Regions from separate parts of the Homo sapiens genome. Here all the other regions are linked to region 1. Evidence: chromatin loops called from intact Hi-C (ENCODE). Cell type or tissue: heart right ventricle. All regions are shown on one strand. Each heading gives the region's core, and the rest is flanking DNA. Links, peaks and the distances in the headings are about the cores only. Region 1 overlaps ZC3HAV1 (zinc finger CCCH-type containing, antiviral 1). Region 2 has its middle 15 kb from the start of ZC3HAV1L. Region 3 overlaps KIAA1549.

What was found. Hi-C counts contacts between places; a loop is a spot of excess contacts. Peaks named below come from ENCODE experiments on the same cell type or tissue, not always from the same donor. Only the 100,000 strongest peaks of a DNase experiment are listed, where the experiment ranks them.
Region 2: it touches region 1 in a loop (4-fold over the local background); 77 of 110 quality-filtered maps call a loop at or near these places.
Region 3: it touches region 1 in a loop (4-fold over the local background); 70 of 110 quality-filtered maps call a loop at or near these places.

The regions. Positions count from the first base shown.
Region 1 is chr7:139,069,388-139,079,685 of GRCh38, reverse strand. It overlaps ZC3HAV1 (zinc finger CCCH-type containing, antiviral 1), which reads left to right. Exons shown (of 13, transcript NM_020119.4): 4 at 1-216; 5 at 1,033-1,134; 6 at 3,277-3,400; 7 at 5,656-5,830. Among named protein-coding and RNA genes, the nearest start is that of MIR10399, 30 kb to the right of the region's middle. In heart right ventricle, for the core only: CTCF peaks have their summits at 4,226 and 4,435 (motif pointing right); a DNase peak (open chromatin) is centred at 4,525; H3K27ac peaks cover 398 bases.
Region 2 is chr7:139,015,684-139,025,501 of GRCh38, reverse strand. It overlaps a transcript of ZC3HAV1L not described here. Among named protein-coding and RNA genes, the nearest start is that of ZC3HAV1L, 15 kb to the left of the region's middle. In heart right ventricle, for the core only: no CTCF peak of the experiment used is centred there; no DNase peak of the experiment used is centred there.
Region 3 is chr7:138,887,000-138,897,297 of GRCh38, reverse strand. KIAA1549 reads left to right here. Exons shown (of 20, transcript NM_001164665.2): 10 at 2,772-2,956. Among named protein-coding and RNA genes, the nearest start is that of KIAA1549, 89 kb to the left of the region's middle. In heart right ventricle, for the core only: no CTCF peak of the experiment used is centred there; no DNase peak of the experiment used is centred there.

The sequences.
Region 1 (10,298 bases), core at 2,422-7,421:
CTCAGGACATCCAGCCTGGCCCTCTTTTTAATAATAATGCTGATGGAGTGGCCACAGATATAACTTCTACCAGATCCTTAAATTACAAAAGCACTAGCAGCGGTCACAGAGAAATATCATCACCTAGGATTCAGGATGCTGGACCTGCTTCCCGAGATGTCCAGGCCACTGGCAGAATCGCAGATGATGCTGACCCAAGAGTAGCACTTGTTAACGGTAAATACAAAGGGAAGACACTTTGGGCTAGTACATTTGTTCATGATATACCAAATGGCTCTAGTCAAGTAGTGGATAAAACTACTGATGTAGAAAAAACTGGTGCCACTGGTTTTGGCTTAACAATGGCAGTCAAGGCAGAAAAAGATATGTTACGTACTGGAAGTCAGAGTCTGAGGAACCTGGTCCCCACCACACCTGGGGAATCCACTGCCCCTGCACAAGTCAGCACTCTGCCTCAGTCACCTGCTGCCCTTTCCTCAAGCAACAGAGCTGCAGTCTGGGGGGCCCAAGGGCAGAACTGCACCCAGGTTCCTGTTTCCTCTGCCAGCGAGCTCACAAGGAAGACAACAGGCTCTGCTCAGTGTAAGTCACTGAAGGACAAAGGGGCCTCTGTGTCTTGAGTCTGCAGCAGAGTGGCTATGGCTGGTGGTTTTTCCTTGGATGTTCCCCAGTTCTTAAAGGGTAGAGAGTTAGAGGGTTTTGGTTATGGGGTGGTCTGGTGAGGAGATTGACTAGTGAAGACAGGGAAGGGCCAACCAGTAGAACCACAGGGAATAAACTGCCACATTTATTGACAATAGGAATATTTCAACTATGATTTAAGAAATAAACATAGCTTTCACAGGACTCTGAGGTCCACATTTTTGTTTTATGGAGGGGCTGTCTAGATGCTCATGGGCAAAACATAAATCATAGGAATTTTCTTGAACATGGCCCCCATTTCAGATATTCTTTCCCATTGTGAGACCAAGTGCTTTGATTTTTGGTTTAAACATTAAGATCAGCATACATGCATCCTTTTTTGTTTCATAGATTCTTTATCTGATGTCACAAGTACCACATCTTCTAGGGTGGATGATCATGACTCAGAGGAAATTTGTCTTGACCATCTGTGTAAGGGTTGTCCGCTTAATGGTGAGTAACCTAAGGACTTTTCTGTAAGCTTCCACCTTTTGGCCATTGTAAATAACACTGCTATGAACATGGGTGTGCAAATGCCTTCTGAAAACCCTGCTTTCAATTCTTTTGGATATATACCCAGAAGTGGAGTTGGGGGATCATATAGTACTTCTATGTTTAATTTTTTTTTTTGAGGAACTATTATTCATAGTGGCTATACCATTTTTCTTTCCCACCAGCAATGCACAAGCGTTCAAATTTCTCCACATCCTCACCAACACTTGTTCTTTTTGTGTGTGTTTGTTTGCCTTTTTTGTTTGTTTGTTTTGAGACGGAGTCTCACTCTGTCACCCAGGATGGAGTGCAGTGGTGTAATCTCAGCTCACTGCAACCTCTGCCCCCTGGGTTCAAGTGATTCTCCTGCCTCAGCCTCCCAGGTAGCTGGGGTTACAGGCGTGTGCCACCCCGTCCGGCTAATTTTTGTATTTTTAGTAGAGACGGAGTTTTTGCATGTTGGCCAGGCTGGTCTTGAACTCCTGACCTCAAGTGATCCACCCGCCTCGGCCTTCCAAAGTGCTGGGATTACAGGCATGAGCCACTGTGCCCAGCCACTGTTTGTCTTTGATAGCAGCCATTCTAACAAGTGTGAGGTGTGGACTATAATGAGTGGTTGTGTACTTTTCAGTCAGCCAAGTCTCAAGTAGGGCCACTCTATGGGTGTCCCTGCAGTGTCTAAACCTGTCTTTTTTGTTTGTTTTGAAGTTGTCACACATCTTCATTTTGAATATTTCAAAACAATTTAAACATAATATAAGGCAAATTTTGAAAAACAGAACTATCTTCTGTCTTCCTGTACTGTAGCTTATAACATCAATTCATTCTTCAGCCGGCATTCCTGCAATGGCTGTCTTTTGTATGCCTAGCCCTGTGCCAAATATGTAAGGGGGATGTAAGCTAAACCATAGTGCAGCCTTCTCTTTAGTAAGTTTATAATTAAGGTAGGGCATGAAAACATCCATAAAATGCCAGGCATGGTGGCTTACGCCTGTAATCCCAGAACTTTGGGAGGCTGAGGCAGGTGGATCACTTGAGGCCAGGAGTTCAAGACCAGTCTGGCCATCATGGTGACAACCCATCTCTACTAAAAATACAAAAATTAGCTGGGCGTGGTGGCACATGCCTGTAATCCCAGCTACTAGGGAGACTGAGGCAGGAGAATTTCTTGAACCCGGGAGGTGGAGGTTGCAGTGAGCCAAGACTGCGCCATTGCACTCCAGCCTGGGCGACAGAGTGAGTGAGATTCTGCCTCAAAACAAAAACAAAAACAAACAAAAAATTTGCAAATGGGAAAACTGCGTGAAGTAAGTAAAAACATATAAAAAATTAACCCCCAACTGACTATTGGGTACTGGCTAAAGGAATGCAAAAAATACAAGTCAGATGGGGATGGAGTGAGATTCGTTAAGAGAATCTTTCTGGAAGAGATGAACTGTAGGCCAGGGCTTCAAGGAAATAAAGGCTGTTGCCTCTGCTGGAGAGCATTTTGGCTTCATACACTTGGGGGGGTGCAGAAAGGGTAACTAAATTTCTGGTTACCTCGAATTTCTATCTGGGTGGAGTGACTTTGGGGGCAGTGGGGAATTTTTGTTTCCTTTTCTTTTTCTTTTTTTTTTTTGAGACAGAATTTCACTCTGTCACCCAGGCTGGAGTGCAGTGGGGTGATCTCGGCTCACCGCAACCTCCACCTCCCAGATTCAAGTGATTCTCCTGCCTCAGTCTCCCGAGAAGCTGGGATTACAGGCACCCACTACCATGCCTGGCTAATTTTTGTATTTTTAGTAGAGACAGGATTTCACCATGTTGGCTAGGCTGGTTGTGAACTCCTGGCCTCAAATGATCCGCCTGTTTCGGCCTCCCAGAGTGGTGGGATTACAGATGTGAGCCACCACACTCTGCCTGAATTTTTGTTTTCTGATGAGTCTCCAAGGTAATGAAGGAACCTGGATAATGGACACACAGCAGTGTCAGCTGGTATAGATGGAACCTGTCTGGCAGGGGGCAGGGCAGGCATGGATGGGGAAAGCTGGCAGTGAACTTGACTGAATTGGTTAGAATCCCTGCTCAACAGTCCCTCAGACCCCTTCTTTGTCTTTGTAGGTAGCTGCAGCAAAGTCCACTTCCATCTGCCTTACCGGTGGCAGATGCTTATTGGTAAAACCTGGACGGACTTTGAGCACATGGAGACGATCGAGAAAGGCTACTGTAACCCCGGAATCCACCTGTAAGTTGGTGGCTGTACTCTGGCTTTCAAGAGTCCAACATTATCAAAGGGAAGCATTAGTGCTAGGCTCAGGGGAAAAAGAAAAAAACACTTTTCCATCAGAATCCCATTCGAGTGTGAAATACCTCTTGAGATAAAAAATGGCAAATGCCTGCCGAGTTAATGAAGGAAAACCACAGCTGGGTGGGTTTGAGGTCACACTGAGCCTGGCTAATACCAGAGATCCTGGGAATGTTTGCTAACTCAAATGAAACAAACAGTGACATGATTATTTGTTTAGTTGACAGTTGTCTGTGTCCTGCAAAAAAACACAGTTCAGTGTCCGGCTCGTATCCTGATCAGTTCATCACAGAACTATTAAAAGTACTAAATGATTTAGGACAAAAGAGCCTTTGGCTTAACTTCATAATTTAAAAACACGGTTTGAATAATTTCATATAGTTTTACTGTAGAATTTTGTTGTATACTTTAGCATTTAATACCTCCCTTATGTTTGCTATTTTCTCTAGCAAGGCATCTAAGAGGGTACCTTACATTTCTGCTTCTGGCCGAGCGTGGTTGCTCATGCTTGTAATCCTAGCACTTTGGGAGGCTGAGGCAGGAGGATCACTTGAGCTCAGGAGTTCGAGATCAGCCTGGGCAACATGATGAAACCCTGTCTCTACCAACAATACAAAAACTAGCCAGGCATGGTAGCACGCACCTGTGGTCCCAGCTACTCGCTACTCGGGAGGCTGATGTGAGAGGATCACTGGAGCCCAAGAAGTTGAGGCTGCAATGAGCCGTGATTGTGCTACCACACTCCAGCCTGGGTGACAGAGTGAGACCCTGTCTCAAAAATAAATAAGTAAAAACATTTCTCCTTCTGGAAGAGCTGAAATGGGTGATACCCATATGACCGTATTTATCTATGGTGTGCAGGGATATAAGAAACATCCCAGTTTTATAAGGAAATTCTTAAGGGGGAAAAGTTACATTACTTTTCATCATATGAGAATTTAGTGATTTGAGGGTGGAGATTCTGTGTTGCTGGATTTTTACCACTAGAGGGCGACATGAGCTACTTTCTGGTTGCTAGGTCTATATTTCCGCTCCCAGGCAAGTGGAGAGCCGGGTTTCTCAACCTCAGCACTACTGACGTTTTGGGCCAGATTCTGTTTAGCACTATTCCTAGCCTCAATCCACAGATGACAGGAAGCACCACCCCCCCACCAGCCCCACTGGTTGTCCTAACCCAAAATGTCTTCAGATGTTGTAAAATACCCACTGAGGTCAAAATCGTTCCTGATTGAGAACCACTGATCTAAGAGGTCTTTCTTAGAGCAGCAATTCTCAAACTTTTTGGTCAGAGGACTCCTCAACACTTAAAATGTATTCAGGATCCCAAAGAATTTCTGTTTGTGTGGAATATAGCTATCAATATTTACCATATTAAAAATTAAAACTGAGAACAATTATATATTTGATTCACTTAAAAATAAGAATAAGCTTGCTATATGTTAACATAATGAACATGTTTCATGTAACTATATTTAATACTATATACATATTCATGTATATCCATTTAATATACATACCCAGGTATATAACTGTGTGTATTTATTTACATATTTATATATAATATTTATATGGATAATTATAAAATAACTGTTTTCCAAAACAAAAAATTTATTGAGAGGAGTTTTATATTTTTGCAAATTAATGTCTGGCATAATAGAAGATAACTAGATTCTCATATCCGCTTCTTTATTCAACCTGCTGTGAAATCATATATTGTGTAGCCTCTGGAAAATTTCATCGTGTATTCCTGAGAGAATGAAAGTGAAAAAAGCAAATAATGTTTAATGTTATTATGAAAATCACTTTAACCTTGCCAATTTTCTGCAAGGGTCTCCACATTTTGATAACGATTTAAATAATAATAAATAATTTTAAAAATGGACCAAATGCGAATTTCTAACTTACTTTATAACATTGAGCCAATCAGGAGTTTTGTGGGCACAGTTTTATTTTGGGATATTTTCTGAGGGAAGAATACATTATGTAACACCATTAATTATGTGGTGCAGGCGAGTCACTTTCCTCTCTGCGTTTCCGTTTTTCTTTTATGTGTAGGACCTGGAGCCATGGAAAGAAAACTTGAAGATCTATTTTAGCCCTGAAAGTTTAATTCTGTGCTCTCATTAGGGAAGACGAGATTGTAGAAAACAGGGGTCAATGAAGCATTATGTTAACTTAATACTTTTCTCTCTCAGCTGTTCTGTAGGAAGTTATACAATCAATTTTCGGGTAATGAGTTGTGATTCCTTTCCCATCCGACGCCTCTCCACTCCTTCTTCTGTCACCAAGCCAGCCAATTCTGTCTTCACCACCAAATGGATTTGGTATTGGAAGAATGAATCTGGCACATGGATTCAGTATGGAGAAGAGGTGAGCACTGTTCCTCCTTGTAGGGGGCTCTTGTTTAAACTTGTCAACTTAAAAAGAACACTGTTGGCTGGGCACGGTGGCTCATGCCTGTAAGCCCAGCACTTTGGGAGGCTGAGGCAGGTGGATCACCTGAGATCAGGAGTTCGAGACCAGCCTGGCCAACATGGTGAAACCCCATCTCTATTAAAAATACAAAAATTAGCCAGGCGTGGTGGCAGGCGCCTATAATCCCCGCTACTCTGGAGGCTGAGGCAGGAGAATCTCTTGAACCCGGGAGGTGGAGGTTGTAGTGAGCTGAGATTTCGCCACTGCATTCCAGCCTGGGGGATGGATTGAGACTCTGTCTCCAAAATAAATAAATAAATAAAATAAAAAGAACACTATTAATAAAATGTTTGAAGCCTACATGGTTACCCGTGGAGTGTGGTAGAGGAAGTGGTATTTTTTTACTTTGTACACAGCTATATTCAATTTTTTTTCAGCAAACATGTACTCCAATTGCAGTCATACATTAAAGTATATATTAATTTTTATTTTTATTTATTTATTTATTTTTGAGATGGAGTTTCACTCTTATCACCCATGCTGGAGTGCAATGGCGTTATCTTGGCTCACTGCAACCTCCATCTCCTGGGTTCAAGCGATCTTCCTGCCTCAGCCTCCCGAGTAGCTGGGATTACAGGCATGCACCACCACCACACCCAGCTAATTTTTGTATTTTTAGTAGACATGGGGTTTCAACATGTTGGACAGGCTAGTCGTGAACTCCTGACCTCAGGTTATCCGCCCACCTCGGCCTCCCAAAGTGTTGAGATTACAGACGTGAGCCACTGCGCCCGGCCATATATTAATTATTTTTAAGGAACCGCTTGAGACATGTCAGCTGCACTTCCCTCTTTCCTCACCATGAGAGGGGAGGGTGGAACCTTGAGATAGCTTTCTATGTATAAACACATAAAATGTACAGAGACTACTGCTTTGAGCTGGAAAAGAGGGTGAGAGTGAGAACTTAAAGGACTGTATGGATGATGGCATGGTTAATTAGACCAGGGAATGTGTTAATTCACTCAAGCAGTGAAACCACATCTGGTACAGATAGTCACTACTATTCATTCAGAGTCTGGATTTAGATGGACTTAAAGGACTGGAACTAGAAGATCCTAGGCTGACCCATAGTGGGGGCATAGTAATAGGGAGGGAAGTTTAGGTGAGCAGAGCCTCTGTCCTTCTGTCTCAGTGTCCCTTCCTCCCTTTAACTCATAGGATTAAAGAGAGAGAGAAAACAGACCTTAAGCAGGTAATGGAATCAGGGTGATGAGAAACAGAAAATGAAAGCAAGAGATTAAAATGAAGCCAAAAATAATGCATGGGCTGGGTGCGGTGGCTCACTCCTGTAATCCCAGCACTTTGGGAGGCCGAGGTGGGGTGGATCACCTGAAGTCAGGAGTTCGAGACCAGCCCGGCCAACATGGTGAAACCCTGTCTCTACTAAAAATACAAAAAATTAGCTGGGTGTGGTGGCGCGTGCTTGTAATCCCAGCTACTCAGGAGTCTGAGGCAGGAGAATCGCTTGAACCTGCAGGCAGAGGTTGCAGTGAGCCGAGATTGCACCACTGCACTCCAGTCTGGGTGACAAAAGTGAGATTCCAAAAAAAAAAAGATAATGCAGGGACAAAGGAATGGCAGCGTAAGGTTCTACATATTTAGGTTGGTGTAAAATTACTTTTGGGTTGGTGGTAATTACTTTTAATGGCAAAAACTGATTACTTTTGCACGGAACTAATAATTACGAGTCAGTGGGCTATACATTTGGCTCTGAGCTGCCTAACTGCCAAAGCAAACAAAATACTTGGGAGAGGCACTACTCTGTTATGTTAGTGAGGCCTGAGAAAAACACCTCCTATAGTGGGCCACATGGCGGGAACCCTGTGTGCTGTGGTGAGGTCCTCAACCACAAACAGCCCTACCATGAATTCAGCAGCATATTGGTTTCCAAACTGTCTTAGCAGCAGATACATTTTATCAAACCATCTTTCAAAGACTCTAAACGAGCCAACTAGAGTAGAGCAGGGCTGCCCTGGTGGAATAGGATATGGGCTCAGAGCTGTCTCCTGGACCCCTCCTTGTTGCTCTTCTCTCTCCTGTGGTGGCCCATGTAGCATCTCTGTGGAACAGAGTTCTGCTGAAACTCCCGTGTGTGTGAAAACACCTATGATATTAAACTTTGCACAGATTCTTTGTATGCTCAAGCCAAGGATGATGTCAAATAAGCGATTCTGTCAGGCGCCTGTGGAAATAAAATTATAAACCCAAATTAATTAGCCTTGGTTAAAATAAAAATAAGCTATAGGTCTTGATGGTTTTTATGTCAAATAATTGGAATTTTTAGTAAGATATAAAGGGGAAGGGTTGGCAAACAAACATTTGCATTCTAGTTACATCAAGGTTCCAGGAGGCCGGGCGTGGTGGCTCATGTCAGTAATCCCAGCACTTTGGGAGGCCAAGGCGTGTGGATCACCTGAGGTCAGGAGTTCAAAACCAGCCTGGCCAACATGGTGAAACTGTGTCTCTATTAAAAATACACACAGAAAATTAGCTGGGCTTGGTGGCGTGCACCTGTAATTCCAGCCACTTGGGAGGCTGAGGCAGGAAAATTGCTTGAACCAAGGAGGTAGGGGTTGCAGTGACCCGAGACTGTGCCACTACGCTCCAGCCTGGGTGACAGAGTAAGACTCCAAAAAAAAAAAAAAAAGGTTTCAGAAACCAAAAGGAACTATTTGGGGGAAAGATACTGTATTTAAATTTAAATTTACACAAGTTCAATCATGTTCTCTAATAAAACATCAAGAAACTTCCTGAGCTTTTTTTTTTTTGAGACAGAGTTTTGCTCTTGTTACCCAGGCTAGAGTGCAATGTTGTGATCTCGGCTCACTGCAGCCTCTGCCTCCCAGGTTCAAGCAATTCTCCTGCCTCAGCTTCCCCAGTAGCTGGGATTACAGGCATCCACCACCATGCCTGGCTAATTTTTTGTATTTTTAGTTGAGACGGGGTTTCACCATGTTGGCCAGGCTGGTCTTGAACTCCTGACCTCAGGTGATCTGCCTGCCTCTGCCTCCCAAAGTGCTGGGATTACAGGTGTAAGCCACCGCACCCAACCCAGCCCTTCCTGAGGTTTTTTTTTTTTTTTTTTTTGAGACGGAGTCTCGCTCTGTCGCCCAGGCTGGAGTGCAGTGGCGCGATCTCGGCTTACTGCAAGCCCCGCCTCCCGTGTTCACGCCATTCTCCTGCCTCAGCCTCCCAAATAGCTGGGACTACAGGCGCCCGCCACCGCGCCCAGCTAATTTTTTATATTTTTAGTAGAGACGGGGTTTCACCATGTTAGCCAGGATGGTCTCGATCTCCTGACCTCGTGATCTGCCCGCCTCAGCCTCCCAAAGTGCTGGGATTACAGATGTGAGCCACTGCGCCCGGCCTCCTGAGGTTTTTAATACAAAGTTCTCGCTGGGACATTTAGTCTGTGTTAGCTGTAGAGTTTTTATTTTATTTATTTTTATTTTTATATTCTGGATTCCCATGAAAACTGTGGAGTTTTTAGAATGTAACATTCAATCTGCAAACACATGAATGTTGTATTCATTAAATGTGACACAGGTTTGTTGGATGTTCACTGAAGATGTGAATGAACTCTTACTGTCTCATACTAATAAGACCCATCATTATATAAATTGAATTGGCTCTAGTTATTAAAAAAAAAAATAAGGAAAAATCAGGCCCTGGGTTTAATGTTTTCCTTGCTGGGAGTCCAAGTAAAATTAAAATAATGTTTCCAGGAGATTTGAACCCCACATATCAAGAACAGCCTGGTTTCTTTCATGGATCAATGCATTGTGGTCCAAGTTTGCAGCTCTTTGGTGACCTGCCTTGAGCCAGCGTACAGGCTAGAATATTTAGAGAAAGGAGTGGACTGTGAAGCCTTCTGCCAGTGCCCCACAGCTTTTATTTCTTGTAACTGAATTTTGAATAAGTCAGGCAACTAAGAGTTGTGGGTTGGAACCTCCCTAAGAGGAACGTGAGGAGTAGAAACTTCTGCCAACAGAGTAGGCACATATGCTTTGATTATGAGCTCTCAGGGAGGTAAAATAGATATCCTTTTATGGAAATTGATGTACTTAACCAGGACTCATACCTACATAGATGGTGGGCAGGGAGAGGGTGTGGTATTAGGAGAAGTGATGATTGAATCGATGGGCAGTTGGGCAGCAATGGTGTAGGGTAGAGTGATAGCAGGGCTGACAGGAGGGTAGAGCCTGGGAGTCGTTGAATGTGCACCAGTTAGGGAGTGCAGATTCAGGTCCTCGAAGATGTTTACCAGCAAAGTAGCTAAGCTTAGCAGCTGTGGAAGCTGGTGTTGAGAAACAGCGGGAGGCTATGGCCTGAGAGACCCTCTCAGAACAAGGACAAGCCACAG
Region 2 (9,818 bases), core at 1-5,000, 52 kb after region 1:
GGTTCTCTCCAGAGACTTCTACCTCACTCTGTCTACTCTTTTTTTTTTTTTTGGAGACAGAGTTTCACTCTTGTTGCCCAGGCCGGAGTGCAATGGCGCGATCTCATCTCACCATAACCTCCGCCTCCTGGGTTCAAGTGGTTCTCCTGCCTCAGCCTCCCAAGTAGCTGAGGTTACAGGCATGAGCCACCACGCCCAGTTAATTATGTATTTTTAGTAGAGACGGGGTTTCACCATGTTGGCCAGGCTGGTCTCAAACTCCTGACCTCAGGTGATCTGCCTGCCTCGGCCTCCCAAACTGCTGGGATTACAGGTGTGAGACTCTGTCTACTCTTCATTTCTTGCTGAGCTTTTACCAAAGCCCAGTCACAATAGTTTGAAGGATGAGCAGTATATCCACTCCTTTAAATTGTATCCATTCTTCCTGTGGCTCAGGATGGACCATCAGAAGTCTGTATACCTCACCCACTTCATGTTCCCTTTCCCCTTTCTCCCTTCTCCCTTCCTCCCTGCTCTCCACCTACCCAGCTGTGTTCATTGAGTTACATTTCAGTATTTTGTGGTTTATTTTCATCAAGGGGTACCACAAGAAGCAGCTTTATGCAATTAATTTTTTTGTTCTGTTTATTGTAGTCATCCTCAAATGTCACTGTGTAAAGTGTTGTTGTTGTTTTTAAATTCAACTGTCCTGCAGTAACATAACATTTGAGAAACAGAGACAATGTAATAAGTTTTCATAAAGCTAAATTAATGTAGAGAAATTTTTATCATGAAATGCTATCTTTTCAATTGAGGGAAAAAGCAAAAATGTCCTTTTTAAAGTGAGAAATGGCTGTGTTTTCTCCTAATGGATAATAAGAGTCATGCCACTTGTGTTGAGCTTTTTACTTTCATTGTCAACGATATTTCTGAAAGCCCTTATGCTCTGCATATTTTGTTTCTTTTTTTCTAGTCCAGATTTCTCCTGGTGATAATTAAAAAAATTTTTACATTTAATTATTACTATTATTTACACTTACCATTTTACTATGTATATTTTTGTAGTAAGCTATCTTAAATCTTTAATGGAAACAGTGTAGGGTATAAATGCATTTCCTTTACATTGAGAGACTTGCTGGACCTTTACTTGTTTATGTTCTGTTTTTATATCTTATCATTATGCTTTTATATGTGATGTTATTGGTCCTCTGTCATCTTTGTTGCAGTATTTTATTCAATTCTATAATAGTCTACTTTAATCTTAGTTTTGTTGGTATTCATTCTGTAAAATATTTTATATAACCATGCCTTTCTCTGATTTTCACTCATGATTAAGCTGTTAGAAAGTTATCGCATTATAGTTGGAAAAGAGTTTTCTTTGGTAATTTATCGGGGTTTTTGATGTCAAGTCGCATGTCTGTAGACTCTACAAATTCAATGTATTCTAAATTGAATTATGAATTTTCCTTTAGTCTTGTTCCTGCTTTTATTTCCTTATTTTTGAATGTCACCACTATCTACCTAATGACATAGACAAAAAGCTGTAAATTGTCCTATACTTTTTTTTCTCCTTGTTCCCTTTGTCAAATTGGTTACCCAGTGTTGGAGAGTTTCTTCCCCTCAAAAACCTTTCAAATATTTATCCTTCTCTGCCCCTTTCTTTCCACCCTGTACATACTGCCTTGTTTCAAACCCTCATCATCTTCCTGCATATATCCTACAGATGCATAAACTCAGTGGTTTTCAAGTCATCTGTTATGGGAGTTTTTGGTAAAAGGTGCCCTGTTCCCACTGCAGTGATGGTAGCCCTGTTTTAATCTTTAATAGAATAAGCGTTTGTGGATTTCACTGGTCTCCTTACCACTCTTCACTTCTCCTGCCTTCCATCTGGCTGCCTGACATTTTGAAAACAAAGCTAATCATATGGCTTTTTTCCTGCTGAAACCTTCCTTGGTCCTCATCATGTAGGGTGGTATTTGTAAACTCAAAACGCCTGCAGGGACTAGAAAGGTGAGTTAAATGGATGAAGTGAACTGGATGCAAGAGCAGTGGGAGAAGGGAGAAGTGCTGTGGCAAACTGTCCCATCTAAAAGGGACGCCTGCCTCTTGTATCCACGTGGGAATGTGGGCCCACTTTGTCATAGTGCCCAGTTTTTTAAAAAGAAGCCAGAAATTCAGATTGTTATGAGAAATGTTCTGATTGAATATTGACTTTAGTCGAGTTTTTAAAATGCAGACCAACATTGTATGTACTTGACCTACTTGGAATTTCTGGAATGTGCTATTTTGTCTTGTGATTCTCTGTAAATGATATTCCCTGTTTTTTTTTTTTTTTTTTTTCTTTTTTCCTTTGAGATGGAGTCTCTGTCGCCCAGGCTGGAGTACAGTGGCATGATCTCAGCTCACTGCAACCTCCGTCTCCCAGGTTCAAGTGATTCTCCTGCCTCAGCCTCCCGAGTAGCTGGGATTATAGGCATGTACCACCATGCCTGGCTAATTTTTGTATTTTTAGTAGAGATGGGGTTTCACCATGTTGGCCAGGCTGGTCTTGAACTCCTCACCTCAAGTGATCCACCCACCTCGCCCTCCCAAAGTGTTAGTATTATAGGCGTGAGCCACTGCACTCAGCCTGATGTTCCCTCTTTTATAAGTGCCATTCCTTCTTCCTACCTCACAACCTAGCAAAATTGGATTCTTCAAAACGCCAGGTTGGCCTTTCTTGACTCCAAAAGAGGTGACTCTTGTAGCATTCTTACAGGCCTAACATAGCACTTACTTTATGTTGCAATGCTGTGTGCAATGCTGTGTTTTTTTACTCACTAGCTCTGAGCAAAACATTATTTATTCTTGGTAATTGTAACACTTGGTAGTGAAGACATATTTTTTGCCATATAATGGATTATACTTTGTATTTGAATCCATGTGAATCAGTAGCATATTGGTCTTCATTGTTTTTCCTCCTTCTCCGACGTTTTTTTGAGACAGGGTCTCACTCTGTTGCCCAGGCTGGAGTGCAGGGCACAATTACAGCTCCCTGCAGCCTTGATTTCTCAGGCTCAAGCCATCCTCTTGCCTCAGCTTCCCTAGTAGCCGGGACTATAGGTGCATGCCACCATACTCAGCTAATCTTTTTAGGTTTTTAGTAGAGACAAGGTCTCACTATGTTGCCCAGGCTGGTCTTGAACTCCTAAGCTCAAGCAGTCCTCCCGCCTTGGCCTCTGAATGTGCTGGGATTACAGGCATGAGCCACTATGCCTAACCATATTTTTTCCAATATTAAAAAATCTTTTTTTCCCCCTAAGGAATGTGTTATATAAGGTCAACATGTTTTTAGTGCTTCAGTTTGACTTGTCTACATCTAAAGTTAACTCTTTAAGGCTTACATTTATGATTATAATTCTTTCCATCGAGGGATTTAGTCTCCATTATTGTCATGTTTCTTGATTTTTTTCATTATACTTGGTTCTTCTTTTTGTCTAGGTTTTATATATACCTTAATTAATTCTTTCTTGGCTGTTTTATATCTATGTTGCTGTCAGCATGGGAATCTCTATTATTAGAAAGCTATTAACTTTTAAAATATGTATCTTTTGGTGATTTTCTTTGTTCTAACAGTTTTAGATGGCCTGTTTGCTCTTTCTAAATATAAAATCATAGGTATTTCTATTTTGTTTTTGTGTTTCATAAAATTGTAATAAGTTTTTTTGATATTTTTTCATTACATATGAAGTTAATTGTTGGTTTTAAACAAATGTTCTTTGTTAGGATAACAGAAATAACATCTTCTATTCTTGTTTGTTGGAAGCTAAAAGCTTGATAAAAGGAATTGGTGTCTTTTGATACAATCAAATTTTTATCACTTAAATTGCCTAATATGATTATAATAAGGGTTTTTGTAATATTAAAACATCCTTAAATTCCTGAGATAAAACTCTACCTGGTTATAGTATATGTTCTTTTAATGTATTATCTTTCCTATTTGCTGTACATCTATACATTCATAAATAAAATTCATTTATATTTTATGTGTGTGTGTAGTAATTTCCTTTTTATTTTTACTGGCATATGGCCAAACTATAAATCTTTTTCTAAATACTGTCTGGAGCTTTTGTAAATTGGTTTGTAATGCCATTTTTATTTAAAAAATAATGTATTATTGTATTTTTAATTACCCTGTTATTATTTAGGAATATTTTCCCAAAATTATTTTTTGAAAATATATCATTGTGGAAATTTTGGAGAGTACAGGAATGTATGAAGGAGGTCATATTAATCATCTCATAATACCACTGTATAATCGCTCTTAATACTGTATTTTTTTCTTTCTTTCTTTTTTTTTTCTTGAGACAGGGTTTCTCTGTGTCACCCAGGATGGAGTGCAGTGGTGCAATCACAGCTCACTGCAGCCTCTGCAGCCTCTGCGTCCTGGGCTCAAGTGATCATCTCACTTCAGCCTCCTGAGTAGCTGGGACTGCATGCATGCATGGGCCATCGCGCCCAGCTAATTTTTTTTTTTTTTTTTTTTTTTTTGGGGAGACAGGGTTTTGTCATGTTGCCCAGGCTGGTCTTAAATTCCAGGACTTAAGCAATCCACCTGCCTCCGAGGTGGAGTCCTGGCTTCCCAAAGTGCTGGGGCTGCAGGTGTGAGCTGCCAGGCCCAGGCTTTTTTCAGTCTTTTTTATGCATATTTCCTTAAATATCGAAGGTATGCTATACAGACAATTTTATGCCATTTGGGATTGATATTATTGTGTAAGCATTTCCCTTTGTAATTGAAAGTATTTACAATTACACATGATGGTTTCATTATATTTTTAAAGTATTATTTAATAATAGTTCTATCGTTGGATATTTATTGTTTGTAACATTAATGGTACAAAAATCTTTGTCTGAATTTCTGATTTTTTTTTTTTTGAGTTGGAGTTTTGCTCTTGTCGCCGAGGCTGGAGTGTACTGCTGCAATCTTGGCTCACTGCAACCTCCACCTCCCGGGTTTAAGCGATTCTCCTGCCTCAGCCTCCCGAGTAGCTGGGATTACGGCATGCACCACCACACCCAGCTAATTTTTTGTATTTAGTAGAGACAGTTTCACCATGTTAGTCAGGATGGTCTCAAACTCCTGACCGCAGGTGGTCCGCCTGCCTTAGCCTCCCAAAGTGCTGGGATTACAGGTGTGCACCACCACGCCCAGCCAATTTCTGATTATTTTTTAGAACAATTTTTTAGATGCGATTATACTGTGCCAGAAGATAGGAATAGGATAAAGACTCAAAAAGAATTTCAAAACTCTCTTCCAGAATAGCTGCACCATATTACACTCATCGTCAGCATAGGAATTGCCTCTCTCAGTACACTCGATAGCCTGTGTTAGAAAGCACATTCCCAGGAAAGGCACAGAATATATTTTGTTTCCTAAGGGGTTCTTCTGGACAGATATTTAGAAAAATACATTAGTATTGATTTTGACTTACCCAACCACAGCTATAATTTAATGTTTATTATACAATAACATGATTAAATTATGTACATTTTCTGATGTTTTGTCTTTACTGAGATTTCCTTTTGGATTTGTGTTTGCATTGTCACTTTTTTTTGGTGAACTGATCACACATTAGCCTTCTAAAAGTAATATTTTATTCTCATGGTGCCTCATAGGTGCTCACTCCAGATATTTATCTCCTAGATACATTTTCAGTTTACTCAGAAGAGATGCTGCCTCGTCTGGCATATATAGCAAGCTCTCAGTTTAATGAAGGAATGAATGTCTGCTAACTTGAGTTGACTCTACCTACTTTGAAGATAAACTTGGGGACTGGGCGCGGTGGCTCACGCCTGTAATCCCAGCACTTTGGGAGGCCGAGGCGGGCGGATCATGAGGTCAGGAGATCGAGACCATCCTGGCGAACACGGTGAAACCCCGTCTCTACTAAAAATAACAACAAACAAAAATTAGCCTGGCGTGGTGGCAGGAGCCTGTAGTCCCAGCTACTCGGGAGGCTGAGGCAGGAGAATGGCGTGAACCAGGGGGGCGGAGCTTGCAGTGAGCCGAGATCGCTCCACTACACTCCAGCCTGGGAGACAGTGAGACTCCGTCTCAAAAAAAAAAAAAAAAAAAAAAAAAAGATAAACTTGGAAAAGCCTCAGATAAAACCTTCCTTTGGCTCAAACTTTTCTACAGGTTCATGAAAACAAACCAGAAAACATGAGTGGATTGTTCTGTTACTTGTTTGGGTAATGGAGACTAGAGGAGAGTCCCCATCACAGCTCCTCTGACAGTATAGCCTGCCATTCTCTCTGTCTTCTCCACTTAAGACTCAAAAGAGTCCCCTGATTGTCCACGCCTTTCTAAGTCAAAGATACAGGGACAATAAGGGCTCACACAGAGTGTAAAGGTCAAGATAGGTTAGGTTATTTGCAGCAATGAGCAACTCCCAAGTCTCGTGGCTTACAACAACAAAGATTTATTTCTTACTTGTGTTCATTATAGTCAATTTCAGCTTTGTTCCATGTCATTTTCACTTAAGACGCAGGTTGAGCATCCCCCACTGGGACCAGTGCTGGTGTCCTGCCAGGGGAAGACTACAGCTGGCTCTTCAACTTCTATTCTCACTGCATTGGCCAAAGAAAGTTGTATGGCTACCCTGTGTTCGACAGGGTGGGGATGTGTAATCTTACATGGAGGGGCACTGCAGGTTACATGACCAAGTTTAATGTCAATTGACAAGGACAATAATACGTCCTCAGGAAGGGACAGTGAATATTTTCAACATAATGCAGTCACCAAGGAGGAAGCTCAGGCAGGTGGCCTTTCTTGTGCTGCTGCCTTGGGGAGGCAGAGTTCCCTTTAAGGTTGCTGTAGAATTTCTGATGGTAAACTTTTATTGTCTCAACCAAAAAGCGGCAAACATTGCCAATGTGTTGACAACAGAGGTCAACCAAGACAGCACAGAGTTCTGGTTTCTGGCCAGAGGGACCCAGACCAGCACTAAGCTCCTAATTTAAGAACAGCATGGGTGAGGGGCAGAGCCGACAATCCTTCAGACTGGGGTATGGCTTAGGCCAGGGTGACCAACTATCCCCGTATGCCCAGGACGGAGGGGGGTTCCTGGGACAGTATGGGGCACAGCTGAGGCATTCTTTGTGCTGCCTCGTTTCTGCAGTAATGCAGACTTCCTTTGAAGCAGAGTTGAAGAGGTGAGCTGATGCACTGTGGCAAACATTTATAATCCCTGACTGAATTAGCAAAGCCTGGGAAGTGGTGTGTGTGTGTGTGTGTGTGTGTGTGTGTGTGTGTGTGTGTGGTGTGTTGGAAAAGGAAAAGCTCTTTTTTTTTTTTTTGAGATGCAGTCTCGCTCTGTCACCCAGGCTGGAGTGCAGTGGCACGATCTTGGCTCACTGCAGCCTCTGCCTTCCCAGGGAGAAACTCATTTTTCATTTTCATTTTTTCATTGTATTTAGGGAATAATTTTTATTTGATTTGATGTTTAATTTTTTTTTTTTTTTCTTGAGACAGAGTCTCGTTCTGTCACCCAGGCTGGAGTGCAATGGCACGATCATGGCTCACTGCAACCTCCACCTCCCGGGTTCAAGAGATTCTTGTGCCTTCGTTTCCCTGGTAGCTGGGATTACAGGCATGTGCCACCACACTCAGTTAATTTTTTTATTTTTAGTAGAGATGGGGTTTTTCCATGTTGGCCAGGCTGGCCTTGAACTCCTGACCTCAAGTGATCCGTCTGCCTCAGCCTCCCAAAGTGCTGGGATTACAGGCATGAGCTACCATGCCCAGCCAGAGAAGAATTTTTTAAATGTTCATTTAGCTCCGATAACTAGAAATAATGTGTTTCAGAATATACTTGATGACCTTAAGGACAATTAAAAACAGGGTGCCACTGCCTAAATGATTATAGAAAATCAAATACAATTTGTCTAATAAATCACAAAAAGAATAAGCAAGCAAACAACAACAACAACAAAATGGAGCATCCAAAACAAAGTAACAGAAATAGGGCTAAACATGCCAATCATATACTTTCTCGGTCAATGGTTGTAGTTGCAGGCTGTAGAAAGCAATTCTGGTTTAAGCAAGTCAAGGAATTTGTTAAAAGAATATTGGGTGGCTTATAGACTCTGAAGAGCAGTAGAGGAAAGCTCGGAGGCCGTGCTGCTGGAACCAAGTTGTGCTTAAGAACCAGTCCATTAAGACACCCAACGGGATGCTGCAGGCAGCATTGCCAGCAACAGGGATGTTACATCCTGAAAGCTGAACTGCTGCCACCCAGTGTCCAAATGATTCTGTACAGTCTTTGTTTCTCTGGATTATCAGCTTCTGATTTCAAAGTGAGGCTGTTTGGGGTACAGCATTGTGGCGTACAGCATTGAGGGGTAGAATCTATATCATGTCACTCTGCCCCAGCTGCGAGGAAAGATGAGAAAGTCTCTGGAATTTCCAGCTTCTGTAGTGGGAGATGGGCTCCACTTCAGAGGAGGTGAACTTACTCAACACATGAGGATTTACAATGACAAATGCCTATGCCGTTTCATTGCTTTGGCATGCCAACATCTTCATACACACTTTTCCCATTCTTACTTTAAAAAAGAAGTAGGGGTTTTCTAAACACTCTTAGATTTTCTTTTTTGTTTTTGGCCAGGCGTGATGGCTCACGCCTGTAATCCCAGCACTTTGGGAGGCTGAGGTGGGCAGATCCAAGGTCAAGAGATTGAGACCAATCTCCTGGCCAAGATGCTGAAACCTCGTCTCTACTAAAATACAAAGAATTAGCCGAGCGTGGTGGTGTGCACCTGTAGTCCCAGCTACTCGGGAGGCTGAGGCAGGGGAATTGCTTGAACCCGGGAGGTGGATGTTGCAGTGAGCCGAGATTGCGCCGCTGCACTCCAGGCAATAGAGCAAGACTCCGTCTCAAAAAAAAAAAAAGAATGCTTTTTTTGTTTTTGAGATGGAGTTTCGCTCTTGTTCTCCAGGCTAGAGTGCAATGGTGTGATCTCAGCTCACCACAACCTCCACCTCTCAGGTTCAAGCGATTCTCCCGCCTCAGCCTCCCGAGTAGCTGGGACAACAAGCACGCACCACCAGGCCTGGCTAATTTTTGTATTTTTAGTAGAGACGGGGTTTCACCATGTTGGCCAGGCTGGTCTTGAACTCCTGACCTCAGGTGATCCACCCGCCTCAGCCTCCCAAAGTGCTGGGATTACAGGCATGAGCCACTGCACCCAGCCTCTTAGGATATTTTTAAATGGGGCAAAGAAAACCAAAATAAATCATATCTTCAATATGACTTCAAATAATAATTGAATAGGAAAAATATTAACAGTGTTTATTTCTGGATGGGGTGTCTCTTCACACCCTTCTGAACCTTCTAGATTTTCTGCAATGAGCATGTGTTATTTTTAGCAGGAAAACCATTCAAAAGAGAAGATGCTCAAAACATAAACAGAAATCATGTCCTTTTCCTGGTATGCGTCAATCCAACTTGGCCTTACCTTGTTGAAATCAATGCCTCCAATGCCTCCAATGCCCTGCTGGGGATGATCCCATCCTAAGAGTCCACTGCATGGCTGATCTATTTTCTAGTGCCCACTTCTCAGGAAAGATGCCATCCACCTCCTGTGGGAATGGATATTACTTATTCATGTGATGAGGATAATGAGATAATGAAGAAATAGATGCTTTTTTTTTTTTTGAGATAGAGTCTTACTCTGTTGCCTAGGTTGGAATGCAGTGGCGGGTTGAAACCTCCCAGGTTCAAGCAATTCTCCTGCCTCAGCCTCCCGAGTAGCTGGGATTACAGGCGCACGCCACCACACCCGGCTAATTTTTTGTG
Region 3 (10,298 bases), core at 2,577-7,576, 180 kb after region 1:
GGCAATTTGTGTTTGTGTATGTGAGATATGATCACATATTGATGTGTTCTCCTCCAAAGCAGTGAGCAAAAAATAGCAAAAGCACTTCGTTACAGTTCTTCATATATGCGATTCCTGATTGTAGGAGACGTGCCCTACTCCAGCCAAGCACTTGACATTTTAAACAGCTAATTGCAATAGAATATGGGCACCTTTCAGATGTGATCTTGCACCTCTTTTCCTCAGTTTTGTACCGAAAACCACGTGGGTAAAGATCCTGGGATCTCAGGGATGGCGATTGAAGGAAGCCTCAGCCAACACCAGGGATAGCCCAAAGGCAGCCCCAGGACACTGGTGTCAGGGTCCAGTTTGATCAACCTCTGCCTCATCAGGGTTTTCCTAGGTTAGAGTAAGAAGAGGGCAGGTGTGGTGGCTCACACCTGTAATCTCAGCACTTTGGGAGATAGAGGCAGGAGGATCAGTTGAGCTCAGGAGTTCAAGACCAGCCTGGGAAACATAGCAAGACCCCATCTCTACAAATAATAATAATAATAAGCTAGCTGGGCATGGTGGGGCATGCCTGTGGTCCCAGTTACTTGGGGGGTCTGAGGCAGGAGGATCACCTGAGCCCAGGAGGTCGCGGCTGCAAGTGAGCTTGATTGTGCCACCACATTCTAGCCTGAGTGATAGAGTGAGACCCTATCTCAAAAAGAAAAAAAAAAAACAACCACACCCACAAAAGAACTAAGAAGAGTGTCCAGTTGTCTCAGCTTCTCAGTTTGATTCTGTCCGTACTTCTATATTGTCCGTTGCTTTTATGCAAAATGAGCTACATATATTAACTATATTCAGCCCAAATTAAAAAACACAAGTTTTTCACTTTGTTGCTTTTTACCACATCCCATGCAGCCTGTGCTCTAATCTGTGCTTTTTTCCCTGGTGCATTTGATTTAGAATGCTTGCTCCCTCCCTTGCCACTCCCTTAGGTGTCTAAACCCAAAGTTAAACCAGCACCAAGAACCCTTTTTGTTATTACGTCTTTGAGCAGATACCTTTTGATCCCATAGCAGGTGTTAACCATCATAGGGTATGAAAGGAGCATAAGACTTAGTCCCTGCCCATGAAAACTAAGATGTTTTTGAAAAGACAAGATTTGGCGTCAAGACCGGATGAATGAGTGCAGAAGCGTAGCACTTCACGGATTATCCATTTATATAACAGGAAGCATTTTAAATGAGCAGTAAGGCACCATGTGCAAAACAAAGAGCTAGTGAAGGACATGAAGTGGCCGAGGAGTTGAAGTGCAACTGTCCTATGCCGTGAAAGAGAAGTGGGGGCCGGGTGGGGTGGGTGTGGCAGCAGGGTGGGGAGTGGTGGATCCAAAATGAGTAAGATATGCTTCGTGTAAAAGTGGACAACTGGTAGCTTAAATAATGCCGTTTCGATGAGTCATGTTTCAAAGGTTTAGGGAGAGACACAGGTGGGGCAATGAAGGCAGTGCCTATGGGACGCTTATTAGGACTTCAGTTTCCAAATTAACACAGTGAAGCTTCATTTTGGAAAACATAAGGATCATCTTCCTTCTTTTTTTATTGCAGTAAAATATACATCAAGAAATGTACCAATTTAACACTTTTAAATGTATACTTCAGTGGCATTCAGTACGTTCACAAGGCTGTGTAACCATCACCACTATCCATTTCCAGAATTTCTTCATCATTCCAAGCAGAAGCTTTCTATGAGTTTTTTTCTAGATACCTCATGTAGGTAGAATCATACATTTTGTCCTTTTGTGACTGGCTTGTTCCATTATCATGATGTTTTCAAGGTTCATCTGTGCAGCAGCATGTATAGAATTTCCTTCCCTTTTAAAGCTGAATGATATTCCATTGTATGGCTATACTACATTTTGTTCATTCATTCATCTGTGGATGGGCATTTGAGTTCTTTTCATCTTTTAGGCTGTCGTGAATAGCGCTGCTACGAACATCAGCATCTCTTTGTCATTTTTCATTGCTGAAGGGGAAACGACCAGTTGCACTGGTGCACATGTCGTATCTCCTTACTCTGTTTTGCTTTGTGTTTGGCACTAGTGCAATATGAAATTATTCGGTGATTCATTTACTTGATCATTTCTCCTTTCCCCCACTAGGACTTAAGCACCTCAAGGGATTTCGCTTGTTCATGGTTGAGTCCCAGCTTACAAACTGTGTCCAGCACACTTAATAAACATTTGTGAACATGAGAAACTTGGAGTAGTGAGGGAAGGGAGAAAGAGATGAAGGGTTTTCTTCCATAAACTCCTAGTTGAGATGCATGTGCTTTATGTGATCTAGGAGGGTGTGAGTCCTGCGGTACTTGATGGAGCGGGCAGGATTATGTTCTGGAGACACAGCTGTTTTTCTCTCCACTTTTGAAGAGAACTGCCTTTGTACAAAGTTGTGCAGAACCAGTTTTGGTGTGGAAATATCCTGCAGTGATAAGTTACGGGTGAGCTAGTAGAATAAACTGGAAATCAGGAGACCTGGAATTAACTGAGCTTTGCCATTAATTCAGCCATGTACCTTTGGATATATCCATATGTCGTTGTGATCCCTGATGTATTCTAGATGTAACATTGTATGTTGTGTTTCTCTGCTGGTCACATTTCCTGTCATCAGGAGATTAGAACCTGGAACCAGCTATCTTGAGCTGGAATGTCAGGGACTTCTGAGTTTCTCATAGAAGACACGTGCAATCTAGTGCATGAGTGAAGAAGGAATTATTGAAAGACCTTTCTTCCTTGTCTGCAGCTGTCGACAGGGTGAAGAGGCCGTCTCCGGAATCCCAGAGCAACAACTTGTGGGTCATTGTTGGCGTGGTCATCCCAGTGCTGGTGGTGATGGTGATTGTTGTCATCCTCTACTGGAAACTATGCCGCACAGACAAGCTAGACTTTCAGCCTGACACTGTGGCCAACATTCAGCAGCGTCAGAAGGTAACGGGCAGCCTCTTCCCCCAGTGTTCCTATAAGCAGTTTTGTGGGGCAGGGATAGGATGAGTTTGGGCTCTTGATACTGAAAGATGAGGAAGAGGGAGGGCTATTATGGAAATCTTCTGGCTTTAATAGTGGTATCACTTTGCCTTTGTTTCTGCTTCCTGAAACCCTCCTTCTGTGGTAGTAAATACAGTCCAAGAATGTGAAACTGTATAAAAGCCTAGCCATGACATGCCCTCCGGGTTCTACTATGATTTTATTTTGTATTTTTTGAGACAGAGTCTGGCTCTGTCACCCAGGCTGGAGTGCAGTGGCGTGAGCTTGGCTCACTGCAGCCTCCGCCTCCTGGGTTCAAGCGATTCTCCTGCCTCGGTCTCCGAATAGCTGAGATTACAGGCGTGTGCCACCACACCTGGCCAGTGTTTGTATTTTTAGTAGAGACAGGGTTTTGCCATGTTGGCGAGGCTGGTCTCGAACTCCTGGCCTCAAAAGATCTGCCTGCCTTGGCCTCCCGAAGTGCTGGGATTACAGGCATGAGCCACCGCACCAGGCCGAATTCTGATTTATTTTATCCCTGGATATTTTCAGAGGATAGGAGCCAAGGCAGACTTTCTCAGATCTGTTTATCTATTTTGTGTACAACTCCATTGGTCAGTTGCTTTATTTTCTGTTCACCCTATTTGGAAGCCCACTTACCCACCTTGATCATTAAAAACGAACAATACATACCTTGAACATTTTAACTTAAAATATATGAATGGACATTTATTTGCCAATCCTTCAACATATCCCAAGTCTTGTTTTGTTTTGAGTGTTGGTCTACTGAGAGGAATTGTGTTTGGTCTTTCTTACAATAAACAACACCCATGACGTGTCAGTTTCAGGTTCCAGTTTGGGTTTCTTTAGAGAAGAGCAAAGCTACCTGAATGCAAAGTTCTCTCGATTTTTAATACCTCCCCCCACTCCCTATCTTAGAGAAGAGCAAAGCTACCTGAATGCAAAGTTCTCTCGATTTTTTTAATACCTCCCCCCACTCCCTATCTCCTAATTTTGCAGACTTTTGAGTTAATTCACTCACACCTAATTTGACAGCAGATTTTTTAAGTAACCCCTCTTTCCTATGTCTTTCCAAAGCATTCAACTTAAGTGTTTATAGAAATAGCAATTTTCTTTTCCAACGTATGTTTCAACAGTTTCCATAGTATTCGAGGGTCACATCAGGTTTCAGAGCAAAGACATTGACTTTTGGTCAACATTGAGCTCACCTGGTGTGAGCAAAAACATGCCAGGCCTAGAGGAGCACTCACTAGTACAGCATAAGTATCAGTCAGCGTGTTTACCAAGGGAGTGGAACGTGGTAGTCAGTCCACTGTTACTAACAGTCTGCTGGATTAACATGCACTTTCCGTGGGTCTCCCAGATTTGGAGGACTCATCCTGCTTTAAAAGCTTGATAAAAACAAGCAAAAGTCAAAAAACAAAGAATAAAAGATTGCCCTATTTATTTTTAAACTTTATTTTGGTTGTCTTGGGTATGAAAAATTCTGCATATTACAAACCTAGACCTGTCGAATGGAAAAAAAATATGCATTACTTTAAAATTTATTTTACTTTTGTAAAAGCAAAGAAAGAGTATTTGTCTTTTCATATGAATTAACAAAAAAATGCAAAGTATTTATTAAATTGCAAGCTTATGGCTATCAAGTACATGAAAAGCATTTTATACATTAATGTTATGTTTGTTGCCTATCTTTGTTTATTATTTACACAGTCTGCTAAGGTTCTTTTGTTGTTCTTGTTATACTGGTGAATGGCATGGGGAAACCTGGAAAAAAAGTGCTGGGTATACTAAATGATTCATAGTGTGAATTTCACTGTAATAAGATCAACAATAGGTTTGGAAATGTTTTTGTTCTGTTGAAGAGTGTTGTTACAGAGGGAGTTAACCAGTGTAGACGGTTATGTATTTAGGTCTTTTATGGGCCACATTTCCTAACGTATACACTGCCATGGAAGTCCATCTATTATCTGTAACTTCAGTAAATTATCAGAGCACAGCGTCTCTTGGGGTCAAAATGGAATATTCCCCAAGCTTTCTCCTTCTCTCACTTTTACTTCCTAAACATTTTCAAGTCCCAGATGTGGCTGTAAATCAAATGGACAGAGTTTCAGATGGAACTTCCAGCCCTTAGAGCTGCTCTTTTTCCTTCAGGGCTGCAAAGACCTGCCCATACATCCTGACAACAGGTTTACAGAAAAGGTCCTGCAGGGAGGATTCCCCAAAAGAATAACTGTCTTCTGACACTGTTAGGAGGGCAAAGCCTTGCCAGTGTTGCAGAAGCTCAGTCGTGTTTTGCTGGCACAGGAACCCACCCTATAGATTTTGTCGTGTGTTTAAAATGGGAAAATGATCTCTTCATTTAGTTTAAAAACAAATGTCTTTAGTTCATACGTGTTTCTTTTAAGGTCATGTGGCCATAGCAAAGGGCCTCTAGCCTCGTCCTCAGGGTAATGTGCAGAGATGTCACCCTCCCCTATGACTTCAAGAGCTCTGTCTCCTGCTCATGTGGCTGTTGTCTCTCTCTCCGTTCTGCTCTCCCCACCTCCTGATGCGCCTCACCATACTCTCGGAAATCCTTCAGCAAATCCCAGAGCTGCAAACATCTGGAAACAATAAATCTGCTGACCTAAAATCTGCACCCCCCTTCCCCTCGTAACGAGAAGGAAACCTCTTCAGATTGTCTGGGAGTAGATTAATTTTGAAATATGATAGGAGGGAGAGGCCATTCTGTCTTGTTTTGAGGCACAGCCTTTGCTTATTTTCAGTAATAAAGAAGAAAACCCCATGCTTTCTTTTATCTGTATTCTCTATCTGTAGACTCAAGTCATCATTTGTTACTGTTGCCTAAAAAACTCCAGCCCGGATCCTCTTCATCATGAATGGCATTGGCTGGATGCCACTGGCCTCATGGAAACTTATTCCTTCTGATGGGGGATAGTCCACACCTCGTTACTGGTGTCAGACCAGAGCTCCTGACTGCCCTTGGTTGCTTCTAAAGGGCAGCACTTTGGGCAACCGGCTGGAGCTGCCTCAGGCACTGGGTGTCACTCACCAAACATTGAGCATTTGCTGTGAGCCACACCAGATCCGGCTCAGTTACCAACACAAATAGCACGCGATCTCTGCATTCCAGGGCTTTAGCAAGGGAGAAGGACGAGCCATCCGAAAGCAGACATCCAGGAGTATAAGGATGTCTGGAGAACACAGAGGAGGGGGGCACCCCATTTGCAGTGGTGGGGTACTTCTACCTTCTTCAAGGAGGTGACACCAGGGCTGAAGCTTCACGGTGGAGATGAAGGCGGGCCCAGTGGGGGAGCGGAGGGCAGCTCAGGAAGCTAGAGCAAAGGTCATAAAAAAGGGCACAGCCGAAAGCCAGGTGGCAGAGAGCCAGGCCCTGGGGGGTTTTCAGGACATAGAAGGGATTGCAAATTATGCTGTAAGCAGTGGGCAAGCATTGAAAGGTTTTCAGCAGGGAGAGCAGCTTGAACACATTTGCTTTTGGAACGATCCCTTTGGGAGGCAGTATGGACAGTGAATTGAAAAGAGGCTCTGTGAGCATATCGTTCCATCTCAGCCAAGGTCAGCTCATTCCCTATGGTTGCTGTTTGATTCTCTGCAAAGGTCGCCTGTCACACCTAACGTGTAGGTGGTCTCAGTTCACCCACAGCTGGCTGACCGTGCCGGGTGTCACCTGTGGGTGGGAGAATCTGGGAGCCCTGCTCTCCCAAACTCCGGGACCACAGGGTTACGGGAGTGCCCGTGTGGGGCTGCACTGAAGACAAACAGATGGCAATAACTTTGCCTTGTCTCCACTTCCTAAATGGAAGCAGCATGGTGGTTGTGGTGACGTTTCACAAATGACATCAATCAGGTAATAAATGCTTTCAATGGCACTCGCTACATGATGGCAAATTTTTGTTCAGACACTTTTGGGATTTGCTCTGTGTTTCTATTGTCATCTCAACTCCTTCCCAGGGGCTCAGGCTAACCCGAATACTGTGGGCTTCACTGCGTTTTGTGCCACCTGGGCTGTACTGTATTTATGGCCCACGTGTTCACATTCATCAGGCGTCTCTCTCATTACTTGGCTGACCTGCCCACCAGTCAGTCTCCTGGGCTTGTTGGTGACGTATTCCGGTGGGGCACAGACACTGTGGCCTGTTCCCTCTGTGATATGTTAAAGAGAGAAAGAACAAAAGAGCCATCCTTCTTCAGAAATAACTCGGTCCTAATATGAATATTGAACACTCTCATTAATCTTGATTCTTCTTTTATAAAATACTGATTAAACCTATGCTGCATGTGGGAGGGAGCTGGAGACATTGTATACCAGCCAGACTGAACTCTAGGTTCTATTTTAAAAGAAGTGGAGAAACTAGAAAAAGTGATCTGGCAAGTAGAGATGAGACAAAAGAAGGTAATTATCTAAGGGAGGAGGGGCAGTGTTCCCTCTAGGTTTTCCTTCTGTGTGTAGATGGCTTTTGTTTTGTGCATAATACGCACAGACTGGTTGCCAAATTTCTATTGGTATAGAAGGTGATGACTCACTCAGTTTGTGAGAAGTGCAAGGATCTAATGGATGTATTTAAAGACTTTGGTCAGAATCAACAGTAAGCCAAGAGGACTTGTATATTTCATTTATGACACGTGCCGTTTTCTTGGTTACCCAGAAAAAAACCAGTCAGTTTGGTACTTCAGTTGAGCGTTTTGAAATTCATCTGGTCATCAGCTATTTCTTGAGGGACCCTGTGTCGCATCTTGTTGTTGACTTAACAAAATATTGTATCTAAATTCTTATTTATAACTCTGATGCCTTAGAATTCTTAGCTGTATATTAACTGCTCGATGTTTCATCAATCAACAGTAATAATAATGCTGTCAGCATCATTTGTAGGGTACTTTGGCATTTATGAAGCATTTTCATGAATACTGTCATGTTTCTTTCCTACATGGGCCCTGAGTGTACGTGAGGGAAGACATTTAGGTGCCTAGGCTTGGGCTACGTAGACCGCCCTATAGAGGCAATACTGTTTGTATTTTTACGTTGTTGACTTTGGAGACCTCCACTTAGGGGAGGCCATCTGTAGCTCCTTTTCCAGTTTTGGTAAAGCAAACCACCTAATTTGTTAAAAACAAAACAAAACAGTTGCCCAGTCATTAGAGGCATTCACTTTCTTAATGGGAAGTATACCAAAAAGGATTTCAGCAAGGTTTATTAAATGATGGAGGTGATGATTAAATGACTGTTTAGTATATCTGTTTTCTTTCGCTTAGAGGCACCTTGTATGTAGTTAAATGAAGTGCTGCTGGGGTAAAAGCAACCCCATAAAATTGGAAATCGCTCCTGTTAGGATTTTTATCATCAGCTGTGAATAAGTGGCATCCAATATCAATTTTCTCAGGCATCTGAAAAAGGCTTGACAGATGGACATTTGAGAATTATATAGATGGATTAGTATTTCATTTCAAGATGAAAATAATATTTATAATTATATATTTCATAAATTAGGACCGCATGTCAAAGTCTGAGAAAGGAATCATCTTAATCACACAGAATGGATTTTTTAATGTGCAGGAGGGTTACCTCTTAGCCTGCCTAATTTTTCATCTGCCCATACATACATCAATGATTTGCTTTCAAGAGAGCAGTTGAATCTTTGTGGAAATTTACAACAAAAGGAAAAAATATTCGACTAGTAAGTGTGGGGTTTAGAAAAGACACATAGATGATTGCTGTTAAGTACATTATGGTAGAATCCAAACGTGTTGCTGTGTAGTTGATCTAAATCCAGTAAGTACACAGGGACAACAAATAAACCAGCAGAGAAAGGGGTCATGGACCAGTGAACAAGTGACTTGCATTCAAGCAACCTGGACACAGATGTGCAGTATCCAGTAATCAATCATTTGAAAGAAGTGAACGAAAGTATCCTGCAAGTCTGAGTAATTGTGCGGGAAAGTATACAGTATTAACTCAGCTCTCCCTTATTTGTTCTTTTGAAGTTGTAATTTTGATCTTTCGGAAGTAAACATGGACCTTTTCACCCCTTTTTCCTTTTAATACAAAATATGTTGTTAAGACCCCAACTGAGTCCCCGTGGACAAGGGTGCCTGCCAGGCTTTCATTCCTGAGGATGGTGAGCTCACGGAAAGCATATGCATTGTGGCACCTTGGGTTTCCCACATGCTGCTGAACAGATCTTGAAGATTACAGTTGTCACATAGACAGATAAAGCACAGAGCCCTGCCATGAGTTTGTCCCCTGGATGAAATGAGACAATGCCCTTGGCATTTCTCACTGCCGTCCTCTTCCCTGTTCTCCTTGTATTCTTCTGCGGGAGTGAACTGTTCTTCAATGGCTGGGAGATGGTCGAGGGGAAGCTATGAAATAAAAACCTCACTGCTGCTGCTGCTGCTGCTGCCACCTCCTCTACAGAATATCTAAGTTCACAGTTTCCCAACGTGGAACGAATTGTCCTATTTCATGGCTGTATTTCTCTCTCAGTTCTTTAAGAGAGAAAGCAAACCATACCACAAATTTATTGTGCCTTGATTGACCAAGACCAGCATTTTGAATTGTGATTTTATTTGATGTTCCCGAGGTTTCTACATCTCTGGGCAGAGCACCGCAGGAAGCTGCTGCATGGATGACAGGCGGGCCTCTCTTCTGTAAAGTGGGAGGACTTGGGAAAGGGAAGGTGGGAGGGGGAGCCAGCATGCTGCCCGGACCACAGGCACATGCTGGACAGCTCTCAGGAAAATCACTAGTGTAGGGAGGACTTGTACAGAGGTGTGCATCTGGAATGATCCCTGTAAAAGGGCTGCCTGCTCCTAGAAAACTGTGTGTCTGCTCCCCGGGGTTTGGGTAGACCAGTTGAAACTCAGGGTGCTAGTCCATGGGTCACAGATGAGAAAATAAACGCATTTTATTTAAATACGTTTTAAATACATGTGTTTAAAGAAACATCTAATGATGAATTTATTTTATGTAAATAAATATTTAATAATTAATTTAAATAATTTACACAAGTGCTTAATAAATTTACTTTAAATAAATATTTAATAATAAATAGGCCAGGCGTGGTGGCTCATGCCTGTAATGCCAGCACTTTGGGAGGCTGAAGCAGGCGGATAACCTAAGGTCAGGAGTTTGAGACCAGCCTGGCCAACATGGTGAAACCCCATCTGTAATAAAAAAATATGTACATAAAAGTTAGCCAGACGTGGTGGTGCACGCCTGTAGTCCCAGCTAGTTGGGAGGCTGAGGCAGGAGAATTGCTTG